Regions from separate parts of the Mus musculus genome. Here region 2 is linked to region 1. Evidence: chromatin loops called from intact Hi-C (ENCODE). Cell type or tissue: heart. All regions are shown on one strand. Each heading gives the region's core, and the rest is flanking DNA. Links, peaks and the distances in the headings are about the cores only.

Evidence for each region. Peaks named below come from ENCODE experiments on the same cell type or tissue, not always from the same donor. Only the 100,000 strongest peaks of a DNase experiment are listed, where the experiment ranks them.
Region 2: a loop joins it to region 1, with 2.5 times the contacts of the local background. A loop is called at or near these places in 3 of 42 quality-filtered maps.

The regions. Positions count from the first base shown.
Region 1 is chr12:116,259,842-116,268,126 of GRCm38, forward strand. Wdr60 (WD repeat domain 60) reads right to left here and starts at 3,184. Exons shown (of 22, transcript NM_146039.3): 1 at 3,010-3,184. The coding sequence starts at 3,024. In heart, for the core only: no CTCF peak of the experiment used is centred there; a DNase peak (open chromatin) is centred at 3,160; H3K4me3 peaks cover 1,160 bases; H3K27ac peaks cover 812 bases; H3K27me3 peaks cover 2,484 bases.
Region 2 is chr12:116,044,882-116,053,216 of GRCm38, forward strand. It overlaps Zfp386 (zinc finger protein 386 (Kruppel-like)), which reads left to right and starts at 2,843. Exons shown (of 3, transcript NM_019565.4): 1 at 2,843-2,985. The coding sequence starts at 2,977. In heart, for the core only: CTCF peaks have their summits at 3,206 and 5,027 (motif pointing right); a DNase peak (open chromatin) is centred at 2,780; H3K4me3 peaks cover 2,151 bases; H3K27ac peaks cover 1,933 bases; H3K27me3 peaks cover 520 bases.

The sequences.
Region 1 (8,285 bases), core at 1-8,000:
GTTTCAAAAGAGGAATTGCAAATATGTTCAAGGTCCTTAAAGAGGAATGTGAATAAAAGCTTTAATGAAGACTGTGAACACACGTATACATACATTCGTGCACACACACAACCAGACAGTTCAAATAAATAACGAAAACAATTCAAAACATGAAGAAATTGAATCACTAGAGAAAACCCAAACTGAAATAAATCTGGAATCCAAAGACTCAGGATCTCAAACAAAAACCTCAAGGTAAGCCCCCCCCCCCCCAGTGGGTTAGGACACAAAAGAGAATTCCAGGTCTGTATACAAGGTAGAAGAAATGGATAGCTCAGTCAAAGAACATGTTAAACCTAAAATAAAATTGGAGCGCAGAACACCCAGGAAACAGAACACTATGAAATAAATCAAACCTCTGAATAATCCATGTAGAGAAGGAGAGGAGACCCACATTGAAGGCACAGTAAATATTTTTAATAAAATCACGGAAGTAACATTTCCCAACCTAAAGAAAGACATGCTCTATCAAGTTATAACAGGTATGCAGAATACCAAACCAGAAAGAAATTCCCTACAACACATAATAATCAAAACACTAAATGTATAGAACAAAGGAAGAATATAAATAAGGCCAGGGAAAAAGACGAAGTCACATGTAAAGGCAGGCCCACTAGAGTAACATCTTGACTTTACAATAGAGATTCTAAAAGCCAGAAGGACATAGACAGATATTCTACAAGGTCTGAGAGACCACAGATGACAGCCTAGACTACTCTACCCAGCAAAACTATCAATCACAATCCATTCAGAAAAAAAAACATGATACAAAAAAAAAAAATGGCTGTCCACTAATGCAGCTCTTCAGAAAGCACTAAAAGAAAACTACATACTGAGGAGAAGGTTGACTATGCATACACCAGAGGACACACCAGAGGATTTAAGGATTAAACAATCCCATTAGAGTAGATCATCCCACAGAAACAAAGTAACAGGAATTATAAATACTGCTCATTAAGAACTCTCAACATCAGTAGTCTCAATTACCCAATAAAGAGACATAGACTAGTAGACTGGATTAGAAAACAGGGCCCATCTTTCTGCTGCATCCAAGAAACAAACCTCACCATGAATGACAGACATTACCTTAGGGATTTAAAAAGGCTAGAAAAGGTATTCCAAGCAAATCGGCCCACGAAAAAAGCAGGTGTCGCCATATTAGTATGTGGCAAAGGAGAGTTCAAGCCAAAACTAACCAGAAGAGATAGAAAAGGACATTATATACTCCTCAAGGGGGAAAAAATCTATCAAAAGGAAAAAAATAATATTGCGTTAGCATTTCTTCTAGGTTGTACCCCATAGTTACCTGGCAACAGCCAGGTGTGCCTGACTCACTGTAAAAGAGGCGGCTTACCCCTCCTCACTCTCTTCTCTCCTCTTGCCCTCTTAACTGCTTATCCTCTGTCCCTTCTCTCCCCATTCCCTTCCTTCCTCTCTTGCCACCTGTTAATGGCTGCTCTCTCCCTCTCCCCCTCCCCCTCTCCCCCCTCTCCCTCTCTTTCCTAACTCCCCTCACCATGCCCTAAGTAAACTCTATTCTATACTATACCTTTACCTCAGGGGGAAGGGATGCCTCAGCATGGGCCTGCAGAGGGACACTCTTCCCCCACACCACACCGCACCCCTACCAAACATATCCCTGGCTTCTTTTTCTTTTTTATAAAACACAACAATGGCAGTTCTAAACATTTATGCACCAGACACAAGAGTGCCTATGTTCATAAAAGAAACACTACTACAGATAAAAACCACAGTGGTAGTGCATGGCTTCAATACCTGACTTCCATCCAGACAGGTCATCCAAAAAAAAAAAACTAAACAGAGAAGTTGCTGGAGTTTAAAAAAGCAAATGAAAAAACAAAACAAACAAAAAATATCGTAAGTCAAATTGACAGACAAACACACACACAAATATCCCACCCAAACTCTAAAGAATATTCTTTCTTTTCCAAAGCTCATGATCACATATTAGAACACAAGGCAAGCCTCAATACATATAAGAAAACTGAAATAGCACCCTGAATCCTATCTGACCACCATGGAGTAAAGCTGAATATCAACAATACCAAACAAACTCATGGACACTGAACAACTTACTACTGAATGAAAATTGAGTCAAAACAAAAATCACAGAGGAAAATAAACTTTTTAAAACTGAATAAAAATTCAACATAGCCAAACCTACAGGGCACAATGAACACAGTTTGTAAGACGAAAGTTCATAGCACCAAGTGTCTCCACCAAAAAACTAGAGAGGTTTTATATTGGTAATTTCATGATGCACCTGAAAGCCCTAGAAAAACAAGAAGAAATAATAACCCCAAAAGAGTAGATGGCACAAAAAAAAAAAAATCAAACTCAGGACTGAAATCAAAGAAACTGTAACAACACAAACCAGTACGAAGAATCAATGAAACTAAAGAGCTGACTCTTTCAGAAAGATCAACAAAATGGGCAAACTTTTACCCAGTAAACTAAAAGATGGAAAGAGAAGACCTAAATTAATTAAAGCAGACAAGGGTCCTTTATAATAGACGCTAAGGTAATTCATAGGATTTATCATGAGTTGTTAATAGGGCCATAAGGACATACTTTAAAAACCTGTATTGCACCAAACCGGAAAACCTAAGAGATGGATTTTTGATATAAACGACCTACCAAAGTTAAAGTCAACAACCTTCTACCTTAACGAGACTCATGTTTCACCTTGCGGCACTTTTTTTTCAGGAGTCCTGTGCCTTCCTGAAGTTGACACTCAGCCTCGCCTCTGGATGAGTCCAGAAACTCCTCCACAAACCGCACCTGGAGCTAAGAAGTGAGAGGCAACAGCAGAGCTGAGACCTCGACCCAAACTCCGCCTCCAGCTCTCTCCTAAGTGCAGGCCCAGGAGGAACCCGATCTCCATTGCCAAGAAAGAGGGGGGTAATGGGGGCGCGGGCCGGACCAGGCTGGGCCCCGCGGCGCACCGACCTTCCCAGGCTCCATCGCTCCTCGAGGCCGGGACAGCCGCGTGTCCTCGGCCCAGCAGGCGCGGGCCACCGGAGGAAGATAAACCCGCCGTCGCTCAGCTCTACCAGCCAGCCAGGCCTGCTGCGACTTGGGTCCCAGGAGGGCCGGCGTCCCCGCCTCCTAGCAACGGGCCGAAGGCGCTGGCCCAGCATGCCCCGCGGCCGTCCCCAGCACGCGCGCCTGCGCGCCCGTGTTTTCTGCAAACACGCAGGAGCCTTTTCTTATGTCTTGAGTTTCTTTGTCTGATCCTTCTTTGACCCTCACAGTTGACAACGAGAGATGGGAAGGAAACGGTGATTGAGCTTTATACTTGAACAAGGCTTTGCCTCCTCAACTCACACCCTATAGACTGTCTTTTCATGAAAATCATTTGTGGCCAACTGCGGCAGCGCACACCTTTAGTTAATTCTATTACAATGGAGACAAGGCAGAAGGATCTTTGTGAGTTCAAGACTAGGCTGTCTGCCTAGCGATACTTAGGAAGTATCTAGATCGTATGTTAGCATTCTGAGCTTTTTCTGCAGATGAGAAGTTTACTATTCGCACACTTTTCTAAGTTACATATTACTGTAACCCACGTTAGAATTTGACTTTCCACTCACTTAACACCACACAAAGGTCACTAAGCCAAATCCTTGTCATACAAAAGGTACTAACATACATTAAGTCTTTCATCTTTGCTTAAGGTCTATTATCTTTGTTTCTACTAATCCAGTACATTTCTTAGAGGGAAGGTAATCTTGGTGTTGGCTGTGGTTTATTTTGGTCCAGTTCTTACAGAATTTTACTGGTTCTTGCCTATGGCCATTTCTGCCTCATGAGCACTGAGGTTAGAAGCAGGCTGCCCCATCTGACTTTTACGTGGGTGATGGTGATCCAGACCCTGGTCTGCGTGCTTGCATGACAAATGCTTTATCTACGGAGCTATCTCCCCAACCCCAGGAGCTACATTTTCAAAAGTTGAAAAAGGTTAAATTTAATAGTATATTTTACCAGAGACAGGCATAAACTGTTATCACTTTAACGTGCAGTATATATTTGAAGTATTAACGTATTTTTAAAAACTTGTAGTGTCTTCAAAATTCTTTACTTACAGAATATGTCAAGACTAGCCACCTCCCAAGTACCCAAAGCCCACATGTGATTAGAAGCTTCTTTAATGAGCAGAGCACACCTGTAACAAAGGGTCTGGATTTCATGACTGGAGAGATGGCTAGAGATGAAAAGGGAGGTGTGTGCAAATTTGTGAAGGGTATTGAATGTCATGACACAAAACTTCTTAATGTGAAGCTACAAAGCATTCAAATGGGAGACAGGTGCTATAGTTGGATGTTGGGATAGGTTCATGGGGAAAGAATAAAGTCAGGTAATGAAGGGGAAGGATCGAGTAAGGAACACCACTCTCTGCTCACTGCAGTCGCCTAAATATTCACACACTGTTCAGATGCATGGCCTGCCTGGGAGATGGATCCTTCACCCTGTCCATTCACTCTTCCCAAACATTCCTGTGTTGGTCCAGCACCACTTTCCTACAGATTTAATTCAAAGTTTATAACTTATGTACTTGTTGCTATCCTCCGTTCTCTTTTGTGTATAGTCTTCATTTTTAATTTCCATGTCCCTAATTAGATTATACACTAATTTATAATTTCACATTATTATGGATACAAACAAAGCCTTTTTATTTCACAGTGAAAACCAACTTTGTTACAAAACTCAGTACCTTTCTCTCACATCTCTCTAGGCTTTAAAGTCACATGTGGCATTGGCAGGATGTCTTTGTATATTGGTGTTCCATAAAGACTACCTATATTGTTAACATAAGCTAGGTATTTATACAAAGCGGCAATGAGACAGAACAGCATCAGTATCCTACCCTTCCCCAGGGTGTACACTTCCTTTTCTTCTTTCCACCTTTGATAGTTGGAACTACTTAGGCTAGTGGAAAGGCTGGACTGAGTCACCCTTTCTCTAGGCTTAGCTACTGGAGATAGCTGCCACACTGGAGCATAGCCAGGCTGCCAGATATGCCTCAAGAGCTATTCCAGAGGACTACTCAAGACCTTGGCTATATCTGATGCCCTGTGACTAGTTCAGTTCAGGAGTCTTTACGATGGCTACAGCAGCTTCGGGTGCCCTGAAACTTTCCTGAATTGATATCACTCCCCTACCTCTACAGCCACTCTGAATGTTCCACTCTGATACTCAGACAGAACAAGCATCAGGCCCAGCATGCCTAGGAAGATGGGCAACCCTCTGCTAGAGACTCCTTCAGCAGCAGAAAGGAGACTGCATGTATGCCCATGTCTTCCCTTATTGTCTGCACAGGCAGCTCTGTTCTCACTCACTCTCCTCAGGTCAGTCCAGACAAGCCTCCATCACACTTGCTACTCTCAGCAGCGTAGTATATTGTACTGTGCTGCAGCATAAATCTTAATAAAGCTGCTTTCCCACAGTTTTACTTTTCTTACTTAAATGTCTAGAGCAGGCTGAGAGAATTATATTGAGAGTCAGTAACAAAAAGGGCTGCTATCTCTTGAGAACAGTAAGAGAACAGAGCGCTTCCAAGTTCTCTGAGAAGCTGTTGAGAGAGGTGCTAACCCTTATCTGCTTTGGAGAGTGCTGACACTACAAGCTGAGTCTCTAACACTCAAAGCCCAGAACTGTTAACAGCAATGTAGCTGCACTTTACTTGTGCATGATCCCTATCAAAACTGAACAAAAAAAAAAAAAAACTCTCAAGCAGTAAGTTAGGTTGACTGTGGAGCCCAAATACCTGTTGCCAAACACTGTCATCAGTCTCATAGCTCCACACTGCCACCTCAGCAGCCTAGGTGTTCCAGACTTTTAGAGATCCCCAACTCAGGCTAAATTGAAATTCATGGCTTCAGTGATGAAAATAGTTTCAGGAATAGCCAACATAGTAAAGCAGAGATTTTAATATAGGCTTAAGCACAAGGGTCAAGGTGAAGAGAGGCACTCAGAAGAAAGTAAGACACACGCAAGTGCGGGAGAGGCTCCTCAAGGGAGACTGAGCAAATAACTGTCTCGGCATTATCCATATACATCATTTCAGGGACTCTCAGATTATACTAAAAGGGTATAGGAAAATGTCCCCTTTCTCATTTGGTGTGTGAAATAAATGGGGTAGCTCTGAAGATGTCTTGATTGGGAGTATAATCTAGTAAGGTGAAAGAAAGCAGGAGCCACTATAGCTGCACCGGGATTTAGAGCATGTGTTTTCCCTGTCAATGGTATTTGCTGTGAGATTCTTAGAAAAATTGCAATGGAAAGATCTTGGCTAAAATCACTCTTTATTGAAACCTAAAGGCAGTAGAAAATAAATAAATAAATAAATAAATAAATAAATAAATAAATAAATAAATAGAATGACCACTGTTAGTCCCTAAGGGTAAAAGGCCACTCTGACTTTCTTTCTGGGATCTCTTTCACTGTCAATATGCATGGCTGCAAACAGTAGCTCACTCAGGATGAATCAACAAATACTTTTAAGAACTCTATCTTCTCCTCTCTCATTCATTTTCCCTGTCCTAGCATTTGCTACCACTCTGGGGCAGCGAGGAGAAAACCTAGTGGTTCACACTATTTAGGAATGTTGTTTCTCCCTCCAGCTAGACTGGTCTGAGGGGTATCTAGGATTTTTCTTTCTCTGGCATGGTATGATTGCCCCAGCCTGTGGCCAGTTCCTCATTACTTAATTCATAGTTTCAGTTTGTATTTTTCCTTCAAGGTCAATCCAGCCTGATCAACAAGGTATATTTGGCTCTGAACTGAAACCAGGCTCCCCTTCTCAAATTGAGAGGATCTCTAATTCTTAAGAGTCACACCAGTTCAGAGCAGGTCTCATCCTTGACAACAGGGGCCTCTGTTGCCTTCAAAGAGCATCTGGGGGATGCGACACATGAAAAGTCTCATTCTTTCTATTGCTTCTGACTCACTCCTAGATATGCTTTCAGAAATCGATCAGTCTAAATGTTATCCTTACTTTCTCACTTAAAAAAAAAGTGTTTTCCTTTGTGACAAATTGTGGTACTTATACCACAATTATACTCATTTGTGAGTATAACTGGCCCGATCTGCTTTACCTGTGAGGTCATTTCAATCTCATACTCAGTCTTTAGCATATATCTGAGCTGATGAGACTCATGCTCACAATTCAGTTACAAACAGGCCAAGGTCTCTTGATACAGAGCTTCACTGCTCATAAATGCCACTGACATAGGACATTATGAAAGGATACTTTGGAACTTCCTGGTTATTAGCCTATTAGAGAGTCTCAAAAAGGTCAGTATTAACCTAGTAACAAAACAAATTGTGGGAAATAACACAGGGAACTTCCACGAATCCTGCTGTATTTCAACCTAGGCTACTTGAAAAACACAAATGAGTATAATTGAATAGATTCTGAGTGTCAGGAAGGCCAAGCCATACTATCTGTCATATAGACCAACCCACTCCAGACATTAGACTTAAACTTGAAAAATATATCAGAGACCATAAGAATCCTTTTCACCCTTATTTAACATGGCCCTGAAAGCCTTTAATAACCCAGAGGAGACCTCAAAAGCCAGAAGGGCCGCATTGCACAAGTAAAAAGATAAAGCTGAAAGCTTAACACAAAGTTATTCTCTTCCTAACTCAGGAACTCCTAGGATTTCGTGTGGCAGCCATCTGGTTCAGTCTAAGGAAACTAACCTAGTTTTGGGATGAGTGATTCCTGCTATTATTGTGGTAAACCAGGACAGGTCAGTCAAGAATTTGAAAAGCTATCAGGCTATATATGCCTCTGCTAGGGCCACGCTCAATCTGTAAAGTGGGCACGTACTAAAAACAACAATTCGTCTCTCTACCTCATGAAGAAAGGCCAATCTCGGGCTGGAGAGATGGCTCAGCGGTTAAGAGTATTGGCTGCTTTGCCACAGGTCCTGAGTTCAATTCCCAGCAATCACATGGTAGCTCACAACCTTATGTAATGGAATCTGAGATGCCCTCTTCTAGTGTGTCTGAAGACAGCAACAGTGTACTATAAAATAAATAAATAAATAAATCTAAAAAAGAAAGAGAAAGAAAGGAAGGAAGGAAGAAAAAGAAAGGAAGGAAGGAAGGAAGGAAGGAAGGAAGGAAGGAAGGAAGGAAGGAAGGAAGGAAGGAAGGAAAAGACAAAAGAAGAGCCAATCTCACTGGGCAGTGGTGGCACACGCCTTTATTCCCAGGAC
Region 2 (8,335 bases), core at 82-8,081, 210 kb before region 1:
AAAAGAAAAGAAAAGTATGGGCAGGCACTCAAACAGGGCAGGAACTGGAGGCAGGAGCTGCTGCAGAGGCCATGGAGGAGTGCTGTGCTGCTTACTGGCTTGTTCTCCATGGCCTGCTTAGCCTGCTTTCTTATAGAACCCAGGAACTGGTCCGGAAATGGCACCACCCACAGTAGGCTGGGCTCTCCCGTCAGTCACTAACTAAGAAAACGAGCTTGTCGACAGCCTGATCTTATAGAGGCGTTTTCTTAATTGAGGTTCTCTCCTTTTAGATAACATATCAAGTTGACATGAACTATCCAGTAGCACTATCCAGCACGATGGGTATAACAGGTAAATAATTCCCTTCTAAAGGCATAGAAGACATTTTTAATGAATTCATATGTTCCTGGATTTCTTTCCCTGGGTCAATGTAAACAAATGCCTGCTCGCTCCACTAAAATCTATTTTAGGAAATCAGTGCGTTTACAGAGTGAGCATTGTGAGCGTACTTTTCAGGTCAGTGGAGAACTGGGGGTACCTACTAGCTAAGCAGGGCCAGCTACTTGATACAGGACACAAAGCCTTAGTGTCTCTTCTTATCTGTGACTCTGTGTGATCTAAATGTACCTCATACTGAAAGTGAAACATTTGCTTCCTATAATTCCCTCCTCTTTTTCCTTTACTTTATCAATCTTTTTAGATTTATATTAATTTTTTAAAAAAACTTATGTAGCATTCATTAACTATCATAGTATGGGCAGTCTGTTCTAATAGGTAAAATATTAGGTTATATTAACACACTTTGGACATTTGTTTGTTGGTTGTTGTTTCAATGAAGATTTTTGTTTGTTTGTTTAAGCTCCTTTATACAAGAAATAATGCAGAATGGAACTAGAAAAGGCCATCCTGAGTGAGGTAACCCAGACTCAGAACGACAAACATTGTATGTACGCACTTATAAGAGGACATTAGCTGTATAAAAGACAATCATGCTATAGTCCACAGACCAGAGAGGCTAAGTAACACGTGGGGGGGGGGTGCATAAGAATCTCCCTGGGCAGGGGAAACAAAATAAATATCATGTGTGGACTGGGGCAGGTGGGCTTGGGAACAGAGGAATCAAGTACAATGGGGAGAAAATATATTGGGAGAAATAAACAGGATTGTGGAAGAGGCATTTCAGGAGCAAGGTGGAAACTTAGTGCAACAGAAATGCCATGGATTCTATGAGAGTGACCTAGTGATGGGGGCCACACCCTGAACCCGCCATCTTCTGTAACCAGGCAAGACCTCAAGTGGAGGGATTGGAACACCAACCCAATCACAAAACCTTAGAGCTACAGTTTGTCCTATTTGCAGAGTCTTCTGGGACCTGAGCCTAGCGGAATTGTCATCCGGAGACTTCATCCAGCAGCTGATGGATGCAGAGTCCCACAGACTAACATTAGGCTGAGCTGTGGGAGGAGGTGGAGGAAGAGGAAGAAGGATCGGAGGAACCAGAGGGATCAGGGATACCACAGGAACATGGCCCACAGAATCAACTGACTGGAGCTCGTCGAGGCTCTCAGAGATCAGAGAGCATGTAGGGATCTGACCTAGGTCTTCTGCATATCAGTTATTGTTGAGTAGCTTGGTCTCTTGTGGAATTCCTAACAGTGAGAACAGGAGTTGTCACTGATACTGTTGTCTACCTGTGGGACCCTTTCCATCCTACTGGATTGCCTCATACAGCCTTGATGTGAGTGAAGTCTTATTGTAGCTTGTATGCAGTGTTTGGTCCCTGGGAGGTCTGCTCTTCCCTGAGGGGAGGAGGCTAGTTGGATATGGGGGAGAAGGGAAGTTGGGGGGAGGACTACCATGGGGATGTAAAATATATGATAGAAGAATAAAGAATAAACAAAATAAGAACAAATCTTAAAAAAAATTTAAAAGGTCACTGACAAAAGAAAGGAAGGAAGAAAACAAGCAAGCAAGCAGCATCCTACTGCAGTTAATATTTCCATTATAATTACAAGAGAATTTAGGACCAAAGACATCAACCCTTTCTATCTTCTAAACCATCCTTCTAGCCATAGTCCATAATTGGATCATCAATTACTAAATTCTCCACTAATATATTAGCAAGTGTCATTAATCTTGAAGGGCCCTTGATAACTGTCACATTAGAAACTGTATTATATGAAATAAAATCTTTAAGCAAGCATAACACAAGAATTTTTCCCTTTTCTACTAGCATCATATTAGGTACAATCCTGATATCCCAAGCCATTTGTAACATCCGTTTGATGCTTCCTTTTCTAAAAAAATTAGTGCTACCAGGGAAAGAAGGGTCTCCTTTCAAGCTGATTATGAGGGAAGGGTACATCCTCACTGGCCCCTGAACATGTTAATGCCTGTTCAGCACTCGGATATGAAGCGTGCTCTAGCACACACCGCTCTTTAAATTTCTTAAAATGAACACTAGAATAGTTTAAACTGAACCTCTCATTTGTACTGGACACTGCTGACTTGGGAATGCTTCCTATCTCAAAACCCAGGAAGGAGATCCGAGTCCAAACATGGTCTAGGAAATATAAAATTAATTGTCGTTATGTTCCCTGACTTGTGGACCATATGATTACACAAGTACAAGTGATGAGTCGCAAGGCATAACGAAGAAGGAAAAGCCACAGGTCGCCCTGGAAACTAAATCCGTCGAAGCCCGCCTCAAAAACAGGTTCATCCTAGAACTTGCCTTTCGGACCTCATTCGGCCGTGGGTTGGTGCTATCTGATGTCAATCAAGATCAGGAGGGCGGGGCGGGAGTGATGGCAGTCACTTTGCTGGAAAAGTATTGGCTGAGAACCCGCCAATCAAGTTCACAGAGCCTTGACAATATCGCGAGTCCACATCCCGTACGCGACCTTTGTGTTGGAAAATGTGAGCGTGTTTTCCAGCTTTTGGAAGCCCCGGTGGCCCTTACGAAATCACGGGTGCTGGAGATGCAGGAGAGCCATGGAGATGGTGAGCAATGGTCGCGAGGCTGCGCGGAGGGTTGAGTAGGCGGGAGTCTGCGCTCCGAGGGGGCGCCGGGCGGGCCTGGTCGGCTCGGCCTAGGGCGGAGTTGGGCGGCTGCACGGACCTGGCGTCCTCGGGTGCCCCGGAAGGGAGGAGCAGAGCAAACACTGATTTTGCTACCAGGCCTTTGCCTTGCAGCGGCCTCTGTGTCTGCAGCCAGCAGACTGCGGGAGATGGCCTGAAGGAGCATCAGATAATCCAGTCTCCGTGGCGGAGGTTCCTGCGGGACAGCAGCGGGGCTCCCGCTCGCCTCCCAGAGTTTTCCCGTTTCCCCCTTGCGCCTGGTGGATGTACCAGAAATAGGTCAGATCCGAAACTCTTTCCCCACCCTGCAACTCTGTGTGCCATTCCCAATCAATATCAACTGATGGGTTACCGTGATGTATTTCAATCAGATGGCTTTTGACATCGTTTTTCTAAAGATTTAATGAATGGCGCTTTATCGTTGGCTTTCTTTAAGTTTTTGTATCAGTATATATTAATTATACATCCTAATGAGTTTCATTATGGCATTTTCACACATGCATATGTATTTTGAACATATCCTCCATTGTTTCTTTCCTGTCCCTCTCCCACGATAACTCCCTTCTTTCCTAGCTGCTCTAGGATAGACAAAAGTCTATCGTTTGGTAAGCCAAGGAACTTCGTTAGGGTTATTTACCGAGGGATTAATTACAGGAGCCCGGGCATATAATTAGTGGCAACAGGACACTAGAAAATATCTCTCAACCACTTACCAACTGTTCACTGCCCACAAATCCTCAGGGAGGGGTGAGGACAAGGAAGTATTGTTAGGTCCAGTCTTTTGCAGGTCTGCGCATTTAATCACATTTGCTGTCATACATGTGAGATATCCTCAGAATACCATTTTGTAGAAATTTTGCGTCTTTTGCTTCTTAACAGTTCACCCTTTCAACACCCAGGCTGGTTGTTTGTTTAAGTCTTTTGATTTGGTTTTTGTACGCTCCTCCTTTCGCCTTCTAAGCCACAGATACCTTCCCACAATGTTTTTCGGTTGAGTTTTTCCCCTTTCGTGACCCCCACCCTCAGCTTTAGTGATTTCCTGCACTTGGGCCTGGCACCTTGTGTCCACAACTGCTGTGTGCTTATTATCTAGCACACATTGACCTCTGTGCCCACTCCTTAGACAACAGCCTGAGCTTCGAGGTGCAGTGAGGGAGCAGCTGGATGCCCTCAGGCTCGTAGACTCTGACCTTAGAAGCCCTTTTGTTTGTTGTATGCATGTCTTGGTGACCAAGAACAGTATTGAAGTCAACATGGTGGAGTAGCCATTTTTTTCAACACTGTGACTTCAATCCCTTAGTGTCTGCTAGGTTATATGGTCATTCTGCTTCGTGCTTTCAAAAATAGCTGCACTGCATTTGTAGTTTAAACAGTTCTGTGCCCAGCTTTCCTTTCAAACACACCCGATGTTTACAGAGTACTTCTTTTTCTAAATTCTCCTCTCATATTACATGCCATCTGCAGTTCCCCTCCCTCCCTCCTCCCAGCCCACCCCCACTTTCCCTTTCTCCCAGATCCACTCATCCCTTGAGAAAAGAGCAGGCCTCCCAGGAATATCAGCTGAACACAGCATAATAAGTTACAGTAAGACTAGGCACATGTCAGCGCTGGATGAGGGCAACCCAGTAGGGGGAAAGGGGTCCCAGAAGAGTCAGAGACAGGCCCTGCTCCCACTGTTAGGAGTTCTACAAGAACAGCAAGCTACACAATCATAACAGATATGCAGAGGACCTAGGTCAGACCTTTATAGGCTCCCTGATGGTCACTTCAGTCTTTGTGAGCCCCTGTGAGCTCTGATCAGTTGATTCTGTGGTTCATGGGACACTTATTCGTAATGCTGGCCTGGCACCTGTTCCCTGTGTATTGAATCACTAATCCAAGTTCTTAGAATCCATCGTGTTAGGTAGCCACTGGTAGGATGTGCTGCAAAACTTCTTCTTGGAGTAAACAGCAGGTGGTGCTGTTGTAGCCCTTAGAAACCTTGCCCATCCATCTAAGCCAGAAGATGTAACATGCGTTCAGTTGCCCCTTCTCCCAGAGCCTCGACGTTCAGGATATAGTCCAATGGAAGGTGTTAACTTGGATCCTTCACTATGCACATAGGCTCCTTCTAGGAACAATAGGTAGGCCTGGAGTCAAGTCGTGTTGCCAACTTGAGAAAAGGGCCTGGAGAGTTTAGAACTCACACTGAGGCTTCCAGAAGCCCATTAATGAGTAAGGCACAGGAAAATTTAGAACTCAAGGCATGTCTGGTCTACATGTGAGACCTCATCACAAAGCAATAAAGATGCAACCTCACAAAGTTGGCGGTGAGGTGTGTGACCCAGTAGACTCAGCTACGTGAGCGGTGGCAAGTAAATGCATTCAGATGTCCACAAGAGCTGACTTAACACAGATCGGGGGCCTGAGTCACAGCCAAGTGTGTCCTTTCCTCACTTAAACCCTGAAGCTTTTTCAAAACCTACAAACTTTGTTGCATTTCTTCTCCTTGGCAGATATGAACAAAAGTGTAATCAGTCTAGTTAGGGCACCGTGCTCAGAGTAAAGCAGGGACTCCACTGAACCTGGCTTTGGAAGCCAGTGAATCCATTGGGTTTGTGTATAGGAATATGGGTACCTGCAAAGCTGCTGTGGCACTGAGAAGTCTCATTCCACAAAGTGTGTCCAGGACGTAAAAGGCTGGATCATGGCATCTTAACCTTTCACTCCTGCATGCCTTGTGCAACTGGGATGAAGGAGGATATGGTAGGCAGAGTCCCAGAATCGAGTCTCAGGATGCCCCCATCTCATCCCATCTCTTAGGGATATGAGCAGCCACATTGTCTTTGTGATAGACCTAATGATTAATGTGTTTCTTTGCTCTTTCTTCTCTTGCCTGATTGACCAGGGTTACCTTAGTCCTGGTTATCTCTGTCTTGTATTATAGTGGAAGAGATAATTGTTTCATACCACGAAACTTTATTGTTTCGCCTACTAACTTGTGCTTCTCGGTTCAGGAATCTTGAATTCTTCCATGAGCTTCCTAGTCACAGTCAGTTCTGTATACTATTCATTCCGTGGCCTGGGGCTGATGTCAGAGAAAGAACTGATAGTTACCTGAGAGCAGCATTGGAGAACTTGTGCAAGGGATGAGAACAGGAGACTAAAGCGGAGTGTAGGTTTTTCTCTGTAGATTTATAAGCTTAGAGGACTCCCTTTCTGGTTACATCTATCTTTGTGAGATAGGGGTCTTAGCTGTCAACAGCATTTGCAAACTGTATTGTGTTATGTACCGTATGTATAAAAAGGATTCTGTTGTCAGTATAGCCATCGTCTGAGCTGTGTTCTGATCTAGGCTTATAGGTCTGTGAAGAACTGAAGAAACACTAATAAAACATATGTTCGCTTGAGAATGTACCATGTGTGTGGGGATGGCCTTGATACCCAAGTATCTCCTGCTTGTTCCAATGAAACCCTAGAAATTAAGCTCCCTCTCCCTGGTGTCATGAAAGTGGTTTGTCAGAAACATGAATACATAGGTTTCCAAAACTGAGTACTTTTACAAAGTAAGCTAGTTCTATTAGCTGCTATCCACCAGGCAGTCAGATATTCCTTGACAGCTGCCATTAGCAATCACAGATTCTTTTATTATAATATGCATTATCTTTATTATAATATGCATTATCATTATAATTATGTGTGTGTGTGTGTGCGCGCGCGCCCTCGCGTGTGTATCATATAATGGCTACAGAGTTCAAAGAGGCCTTATTGCAGTCAGAGGTTAAAAAGCTGATACATTTAAAAGGCCATTATAGGCGAAGATATTAGCAGCTGTGGGTGTACACAGGTGTAAACAGTTTCATGATGGTTCTTGTAAAAGAAGCCCCTGCTCTGGTAAAGCTGGGATTGTTTATCACAGAGAGGAATTTCAGGGTGAGCCAGTATGTACCAGACTTGGAGTTTGTTAGGAAGAGGTTATAACATAAACTGGAGCATGAAGGTCAGTAGAAACAGGTTCTCTAAAAGGGGAAGATACACCCACGTGTGGACATAGACTTCTTTACAGTCTGTAATAATTGCCTTACAGTAAACAGATGTCAGTGTGTTCTGAAGTTGCACCTCAAAAGGTTGCTGAAAAACTTAAATAAGATCATAGGCCAGTTCCTGTTGTGCCCTGGCTAACATAGCTTGTGAGGAATGCATGAATAATTAGTGTTTTTAATGTAAACTGCAGTTAATAGTCTTTTGTGAAGTTCTCAGATAACATGTGGAAAAGGGCGAAGGCTGTATTTGGAGATTGGCTGTATTTAGGTCCTAAGCATTGTCCATTGGTGTTTCAGTATTTTATTTGAACTATCCGAGTATAAAGGGAACTTTGTCTCTATGAAAGCAGCTTTCACAGCAGACTCTGTTAGGTTGTAATTTGTGACTTTTATCTGAGTGGACATCAAGCAGACTCCAGGGTGAGAGGCTCCTTTTGCCTTCCTTGTTCCCTCAGTTTCCCCCATGTGGCTGGCCTGTCCGGCTTGATATTAATGAACCCAGAAGTAGAAGTGCTGAGGAAACACAAGAGCCCCACCATAGGCTCTGCTCCCTTTTTCTAAGGATCGAGATCATTCACAGGGAAGACCATAGAAAATGACACCCAGGGGAAATCTGGGATTATTCCATGATTCCTTGACACATAAACTGGGTGCTCAGGTGTCCTTACGATAGATTCCAGGTGAGCGTGTGTTACGTTGTTGATTCATCTGGACTTCTAAATTAGTTCCCAGGCCTGACTTTTCTGATACAACTTTAATATGCTCACAGGTCACTATAGTTTACAGTCTACCTTATTAAACTGATAGTTGAAAGCTGTTTTACTTGTATGACCAGTTACTAGTTTTTGCTTCGTGGTTAGCGAACAGATGAGCCACACAGTCATTTTGCTTTTTTCACTCAAAATGGAGCCACACAAGACAAGAAACTAGGAAGCCTCTATTTTACACATCATATTGTGACCTACAGAAACCTCACTTCCTAAAGTAACAGGTCTCGTAGACCAATCCACCTCCTGATCGTATACATTATATTCATTGCTTTAAGTAACCTTGGCTTTGCTAGGCTGTTCCATGCAGACAGGCTTCTGTTTTCCCTCTCTTCCTCTTTTACCTTTCTCTTTTTAAAATTGTGTGTGTGTGTGTGTGTGTGTGTGTGTGTGTGTGTGTGTGTGTGTGTGTATGTGTGTGTGTCATTTGTTTTTATCTCCAGAGTTGGTATTGAGTACTTTACAAAGTATCAAATGGAAGGC